Linked DNA regions of Homo sapiens: all the other regions are linked to region 3. The links are chromatin loops, found by intact Hi-C in ENCODE. Cell type or tissue: PC-9. All regions are shown on one strand.

Evidence for each region. Hi-C counts contacts between places; a loop is a spot of excess contacts. Peaks named below come from ENCODE experiments on the same cell type or tissue, not always from the same donor. Only the 100,000 strongest peaks of a DNase experiment are listed, where the experiment ranks them.
Region 1: it touches region 3 in a loop (5-fold over the local background); 2 of 110 quality-filtered maps call a loop at or near these places.
Region 2: it touches region 3 in a loop (2.6-fold over the local background); 2 of 110 quality-filtered maps call a loop at or near these places.

Annotation. Positions count from the first base shown.
Region 1 is chr16:47,924,759-47,927,258 of GRCh38, reverse strand. No RefSeq gene overlaps it. Among named protein-coding and RNA genes, the nearest start is that of LINC02192, 39 kb to the right of the region's middle. In PC-9, no CTCF peak of the experiment used is centred here; a DNase peak (open chromatin) is centred at 1,228; H3K27ac peaks cover 361 bases.
Region 2 is chr16:47,886,492-47,888,991 of GRCh38, reverse strand. It overlaps LINC02192 (long intergenic non-protein coding RNA 2192), which reads left to right and starts at 1,862. Exons shown (of 2, transcript NR_110649.1): 1 at 1,862-2,500. The region is part of intron 4 of LINC02133 (long intergenic non-protein coding RNA 2133); the gene reads right to left. RefSeq lists enhancers at 1-563, 564-1,378, 919-2,118. In PC-9, no CTCF peak of the experiment used is centred here; DNase peaks (open chromatin) are centred at 651 and 1,291; H3K27ac peaks cover 1,487 bases.
Region 3 is chr16:48,054,187-48,056,686 of GRCh38, reverse strand. No RefSeq gene overlaps it. Among named protein-coding and RNA genes, the nearest start is that of LINC02134, 90 kb to the right of the region's middle. In PC-9, CTCF peaks have their summits at 1,266 and 1,469 (motif pointing right); no DNase peak of the experiment used is centred here.

The DNA of each region.
Region 1 (2,500 bases), 130 kb after region 3:
TATTTGCTTTTTAAATTGCTAGTTGGCCGGCTATCTAGGTGCTTAGAATTTGTGTTGAGGGGATCAGAGAGGAGCCCGACAGGCCCATAAGAGGGGTCCCTGTTCCATCTCATCTCTAGTGCCTAGCATAGCACCTGGCACAAAAAACCACTCAAAGATTATTTAATGAATGAAAAAAAGAGTGATTTTATAGCTATCTAATACTGTAATCTACAGGCTTTTGCAGGAATTCGGCTGTGTGTGATGTGAGTAGCAGAAATCAGGAAAAACGGTTTTCAACGCATCTTTCTACTTTACCGCTTCTTAACTCTGAGTCCCTGTCTTCAAGGAAATATTTTCTATTGAGGCAGTCCAAGAAAAGGCATTTTCTCTAGTCTTTTGACTTCATAATCCAGTATCAGTTCCTCATCTGTGAAATGGGAATACGTTCTCACTGCCTCATGACTGGAGCTGTACTAGCAGATCTCCTGAGAGCCATTCCTGTTCCAATATATAATAGTATGACCCTGTCTAGGGGAGGCTGGTTCCCCCCACTGGCAAATTTGAAACTTAAGTAGCCTACTACAGAGGCTAATTGCACAGGAAATGTAATTCCCAGATCATCAACTTCCTCCCTTCTCATGTTTCTGCTACTAGGCTGCCATTAACACTTAGCTTGAAAATGGCCTAATAGTATCAAGAAAGAAAAGAGAACAAGAAGAAACCGAATACCTGAAACACCCGTAATCTGGATCATGTGCTATCAAAAAGGGATAGTTGATGTTGCTCACCAGAGAGCAGGCGTGAATTGGAGTCATTGCCACACAACCTGATGGGTAAAATTAACCATCTCTCTTGCCACGAATCCCTCTCCACAGGAGAGAGAAGACTCATCGGTCTCCTACTTAGATTCATAAAACAGTAGAGCTGGAGGGGACATTAGCAGTTCTCATGTCCAAGCATGAATGTTCGCATTTGCAGAAGCGAGCCAGGCTCTCAGGACACCATCCCGGGTCTCCACACTTGCAGCTCAGAGCATTGCCACAGCACCAGGTAACAGGTGGTGAGAGCTGAGTTCATATTGTGTTTCTTTATTGCCTCCCAGACCCAAGGTTGCCCCATCAAGAGTGACAGGCTAGGTGTATGCGATCACGATGCTGTCATACAGGTGTCAGAAGGAAGCTTCCATCTACATTCACCCTGAGGGCCTGACATTTGAGTCTTGCTTTAGATCAAATCAGAGAGTCAGAGGTGCTCCATTCTTAAACCACGTGCCTACATCAGGCCATGAGTCAGTAAGACCTCTCATACTCTAGGACTGATTCTTTCATTCCAAATGAGTGAGGGCACAGGATTACCATTCCATCATAAATTTCCTCCATCTTGGCATATTTAATGCAGAGACCAAGTCCTTTCCTCTATGCCTTCAAGACTCTGTCTTGATCCAGGTCCCAGGGCAGGAAAGTGGCTCTCTTATATCACCATATCCATCCAACAGGAACTGGACAATTGCAATTCAGCCGGTCTCCCACTTGCAGAAAGAATAGCTGACAAAAAGACATGTCATTCTTTTTCTGCCTCTCCTGGGTGAATCAAGTTAGGCATTGGGGCTGGGGAAAGGAATAGCTGGAGTATGGGGAAATAAAAATTGGAATAACTTCCCTACTGAGGTCTCATTCAGACTGCAAACAATACTGATACAGCACAGAAAATTATTAAAGTTCCAGAGTACCCAAAATATGGTTTGGAAATCATGAAAGGAGGACCACAGATCAGAGTTTCCAGAGGTGAAAAGTCACTGATGAACCATTCTCCTCTGTCTCCCCACACCCGTCTCTCTCTCATACACCTGAAGTTACTTTCACAGTACGCTAAAAACCTAGAAAATGGCTGCTCCAATGAAGAATTCTGAGCATTTTCTCAAAAGAAATACATTGGGATTCATGAGTTATTCAGAAGAAGTAAGAAGATTAAATTAATGTGGCCAACACAAATTCTGTTCTACCTGCCAAGGTCATGAGTTATAAACAGACAAGTTGCATCCTTTATTCTGCTACATAAACAGTGGCTTCTCTCCAGATTTCCTGCTGTTGGCTTCTGAGAACCATTGCCTGGGCTGCCAGCAGGGCTGCTAATTGGATAGTTGAGCAGGTTTTTTCCTAAAAGTCAGGACAACATGGTGAAACTGGGCACATTGCCGCAGCTCCCCTAGCATCCTTTTGGAAAGCTTGCTCTTCTTCGCATAAATGAAACTTGCAAGGCATAGTAGACAGAAGGCTGAAGGTCAAATGATAAATTCTGAGTGCTAAAACATGCTTTACTAACTCAACTTCCATGTCCCACTGTGCCTCTGCTTATACAAGGCAAAGCTCTGGGGGTAAAGAGCAAAGATGCACAGACTCAGAGAGAGATGCAGGTTGCGGTCAAGATTGAGGGAAAAATGGTCACTGGCTGGGGACTAGTTACTATTGGTTGAACATCTACAATGTGCCAGGTATAGATAGATGGAAAGGTAGATAGG
Region 2 (2,500 bases), 170 kb after region 3:
TCAGGCTGGAGGGCAGGAAAGAACTCTTGCGGAGATGCCTCTGGAGGAGAGACTTGATTAATGTGAGCAAAAGGCTTGTGATTATTGGAAGCAAAACTGTTCCAGCCAGAGGAAGCAGCCAGCACAAAGGTCCTGAGGCAGGAAGATGCTTGGGAGGCTGGAGATGCAGGGAGGAGGCCAGCACACTGGGAGCACACAGAGCAAGGCAGCAAAAACCAGACAGATGGACAGAGAGGCAGACAAAGGTCAGATCGTGTAGCAGCACAAAGAATTTCAAACTCTATTCCCAATTTCCTAACAACCCTTTGAAGGGTTTTGACTGAGGGCATGCGGCGATCTGACTTTCTTTATACATGGTTGTGTCTTATTTAGTCTTCAAAACTATCTTATGAGATAAGCAGCATTAACCTCACTTTACAGATGTAGGAAGTGGGAATGAGGGAGATTAAACATCTTGTCCCAGTTTATGCTGCTGGTAAATGGTAGATTTGTAATTCCAATTTAAAGTGGTGTGATTCCAAACCCCAGGCTCTTCACATCACCCCATGCCATCTGAGGACAGGAACTGTGTCTTGCATGACCCTGAAACATGATCAGAGTACCCAGCACGTGGCCACTGCCTGGTAAGTATTTTCTAAATGAATACGTAAGACTCAACTCAAACTCTGCCACATTCCTGCAATGCCTGGGCGTTTGGGTCATTGACATGGCAAATATAGAGAGTACAGGGATTTTTACAATCCAAAAGAGAATGGCAAAGAATTAAGATGTTTTGATCTGTGCTCTATTTTGGGCAATAATTACCCTTCCATGGAAAAACATAATTTTTTTTCAGTGATTCCATTTTTTACCCCACTTGATACATTATCTCTTCTACATAAAGAGTTCTGTGTGCACACACATGTCAACGCTGAAACAGACAATCATCTTGCCCTTTCTAATAGTCTAAGGGTCTGTTGGAAATGACATGCACTACAATTTAGCTGAGTGTTGAGTTTGCTCCTAAAGGCTATTCACATGCATATATCACGTCAAGAAGAGTAAACGTGAATGGATCCTATGCCTGTTCTCCTTCCTACACTCAAGTAACCCACCATGTAGCAGCTCCTTTTTTTCACCCTTTCCCAGGGGTAAACTGAAAGACAAAAGACCATTTTCAGGTGAGTACCTATTATATACCCCTCTACTGACTCACAGTTCCCCACTGAATACCCCGAGGCTACTCCCTCGCAGCCATTCATACAATAAAGATGACTAAAGAAAGGAATTTGCATGTGCCAGCCTCTCCTCCCTGCTGAATGCGCTGGTGAGCAGAGCCTCAAGCCTGCCCTAGCTCACAGGAGCCTCTCAGGTTCCTCGGGTGGAAGAGGCCAGGCACATTCTCACGCAAATATGAAATAGAAGAAAGGCACTGAAGGAAGCAAACTAGAGGTTCTAAGAGCTTTCCAGCCTGACCTCTTCTGGGGTGGAGGCACAGAGGCTTCTCTGATGACTGGTGACACAGGATGGGTGGACATTGAGGAGATGAAGAGGGGAAAGGAGCAGCATTCTAGGCTCGGAGCTTTCTCGGGGCTCTGAAAAGCACAGAATCAAAGGGTGCAGAAGGCTAGCGTGATGGGTCACAGGGTCAGGGAGGGGGCTGCGGGTGGGAGGCAGGGACTTTTAGGTTATGATCCTAACATCTCCTTTACGCCCCCAATACTCACAATACTGGGTGTTGACTCAGCCTCCATAGGAGATATCACAATGAGTGAGTGAAAACAGGCTCAGGAAATCCTCAGAGCTCCCAGGGTGTCTAGACACAGGGATTCTATAATCCTGTCAGGAAAGTGGGTGGGAGAGGGATTTGCAAAGAAAACCATTAACATCACTTCCCCAGGGCGAGGAACTCCATGTGAGGCTCTGGGGGAACCTGACTATGTGCAGTCGTTTACAGCCTGGGTCTCCTGGAGCCTATGAAATGAGAAGCAGTCATTAGCACAGCAAGCGGCCCTCATCCTTCCTTCTCAATAATAACACTGTCACCAGAGGATGGAAAATTACCCTGACGTCTCTGTATCTCCAAATTGCACTTCAGAGACAGACTGCGTAAGGCAAACAGACCCTGAGTGAAAACCTCCTGGCTAGACTTCCAAGCCAAGGCCTAATAAATAACCCTGAAATATACAAAGTGATGGCAGCTTTGCTCTGTGGCTCGTGGCTTCTGCCCTGGGAAGGACCATGAATTTCAGCGTCTGACAGATGGGGTCAGAAAGTGGAGTCTGCCTGGTGGGTTGAGGATCTGCAAATTAACCCCATGGTGGTGGTTTCAGAACAAGTGTGCCTGCTCACGCAAAGACTAACCTCTAAGAAAGGAGCAGGCCCGGAGGTGAGGCCCCCTGGGCGTGAAAGAATCAACCCCAGTCCACAAAGTCCGGAGATGAGACATCCTGCCTGGAGGAGGGAGCCCTGTGCATCGCAGGATCAAAGAAGCCAAACAGGATCTTTAGTGGTGACCGAA
Region 3 (2,500 bases):
TCAGATGGAAGGGGGACAGTCTTTTTTCACATTCAAGGTTTTAGAAGTAAGGGCAGGCCATGACTGGAGGAGGCTCTGCTCTTAAAATGCCTGGGTCCCTTGGGATCAGGGCTTGAGTTAACCCGTGAGTGCCTGGACTACTCCTCCTGACATCTGTCCCTCAAACAGCTGAGAGGCACACAGCACAGAGCCCAATATCACACATAAAAACACACACAATAACCAATAAATCATCTACGGTGTCTGCATTGACTAACTCACATTTCCCTTTAGGAGCCAGAGCTTTGGGCTTTTCCCAGTGGATTTAACATCTTCTGAGTCTTTGTAATAAGCCCTGGGGGAATAGCCCTGTATGCTCTATCATAATTTAAAACAGAAAGTATAAGGGCCGTATTTCCCACCCCCCTCCCTTTTTTCCTTGCACTTAACTCAAAGTCCCCTCTGCTAACTTCATCGGAGTATATTAATTGATGTCAAAATCACCCAACTCCGTTTCAGTTGTATTTGAATCCATTTAAACATTTGCAGAGTCAATTAAAGGCAGGATCAAGAGTTAAACAGTTCTATTCTTAAGAGTCAATTCCCTCCCAGAGGAATTCTTAACGTGATGTTTTTTTCTGTGTGAGTCTGAAGTGAGTTCAGGTTGGTGAAGGAAGCACCCAGCAGTCTCAGCACTCACTAGACATCTACAAATCCATTTTCCCCTCCCTTCCCAGCCCTTCCAAAATAGGCCTGGTGCTCCACTAGCCTTTGGTTCTGGGAAGTGAGATCGTGGAGGGACTAGATTCCCTGCGGGGGAAAGCAGTCCGGGCGTAAATCCATTACCTGGGCTTAGGTGTACAAGGACTCCCTCTGGATGTTGTTTCAAATAAGCTTTTTTTTTGCATTTAGGTTTTTTTGAGAAAAGTTGTTTCAGCTGACATCCAAGCGTGTCATTTGAGGTTTTGTTAAGTCATTCCCTGGAAAGAGAGGATATTTAGCTGCTTCATAAAGGGCTCTCTCTCAAGGGTGCCATTATGATTTTCTCACCTTGGCTAGTGGCAGCTGCTTCTGGGGATGTGATAGGAGCAGAGAGGTGAACCCCTGAGTGAGGCATCCCACCTCTCACTCTTTGATGGCTGATTCTTCTCGACAAAAATCGAGTCAGAGCTGGGCCCTGGTTTCACGGGCACCCTGGACCAGAGGACTTGGGGGTGTGAAGAGAGCTCCTCCAGCTCCTACCAGCCCTCCTGCATTCTCCCCACCCCAGGGGCCCGTTGACCGGCGTGTCTTGCCTCACCCCACGCAGTGTCAGTATATGCATACGCTTGTGTGCATTCGTGTGTGCTGAAAAACCAAGAGGCTAACCTCAGCCCCTAAGAAATAAAAATCAGATCCATGAAGGTGAGCGGGGAGGGCGGAGGTGGGGGATGCTTTCGGCTCCGGTGAAGGGCTGGAGACATTTTCGGAACAGTCTTGCGTGTTCCAGCTTGTTGCCACTAGGGGCTGCTGTGGTTAGGCAGGAGTACCAAGAGCAGAGCTGTTTACGAAGAGGGAAAACGGAAAGATACAAAGCAGTGATTATTTCAGTTCATGAATAATTTTGTTATTTCAGAGGATTTGGGGAGTGCGCTTGGCCACTACCCTCATTTTGCAAGTATGTGACTTCTTTCTTACACAGTGGCCCTGCCAGGATGGCTCCATCAGAAAGTCCCCTCCGTTTGATCCGTAGACCTTGCGTTGACAGGTGCAGGCTACTAGGACGGGCACAGGCTGGGCTAGGCTCCCTGCTGCATCTCCTACACAGTTCCCAGGGAGAACGAGCGCTTGTCTCTGGAGAAGGCTTCCAAGGATGGATGGGTGTTGCATTCTCAGTTCCAAGTCTCCGGTAACAAAAGTGGAAGAGAACAAACTAGATTGAGGAGGCAAGGTATGATAGCACATTTCTCAGATTCTGTAATTCTCCATGAGACTAAGACCCAGATAAAGAACTGTCAGTGCTTCAATTTAATTCCTCTCAGCACTTATTGAGCACCTACTATATGCAGGATATCTTACTCTGCTTCCACAGTACCTATATATACTCTCTTTGGAAGAGCTGGGTTAGAAATGTGGAGGGAGTAGTAGGGATAGGGCAGAGAGGCTTTTAGAATCAGGGTCCACAGGAGCTGGGAACATAAGAAAGGCCTATAAATTGCATCTACTTAATTTACCAGGAAATAGAAAATGAATGGGGGAAACAGTGAATTAAAGGGTAGGGTGCACGCTTTATTTCCTGTGGCTAAAAAAACAAGAAAACTAGAAAAATGAATCCCTGCTGAAGAGTGATTTCCTCCATCTTGCTAAAAGGTCATGGTGGCATTGTTACTCTCCTTATTATTTTTGTCGTTCTTATCTTGAACGTTTTTTGCTAGTGTGGGCAATTGACCATGAAGGCCATGCATCATTGCTTATCAGTTTAGCGCTTTTCAATCTGAAAAAAAAAAATACAAAACAAAAGCCCATTCCTCCTTGATTGGAA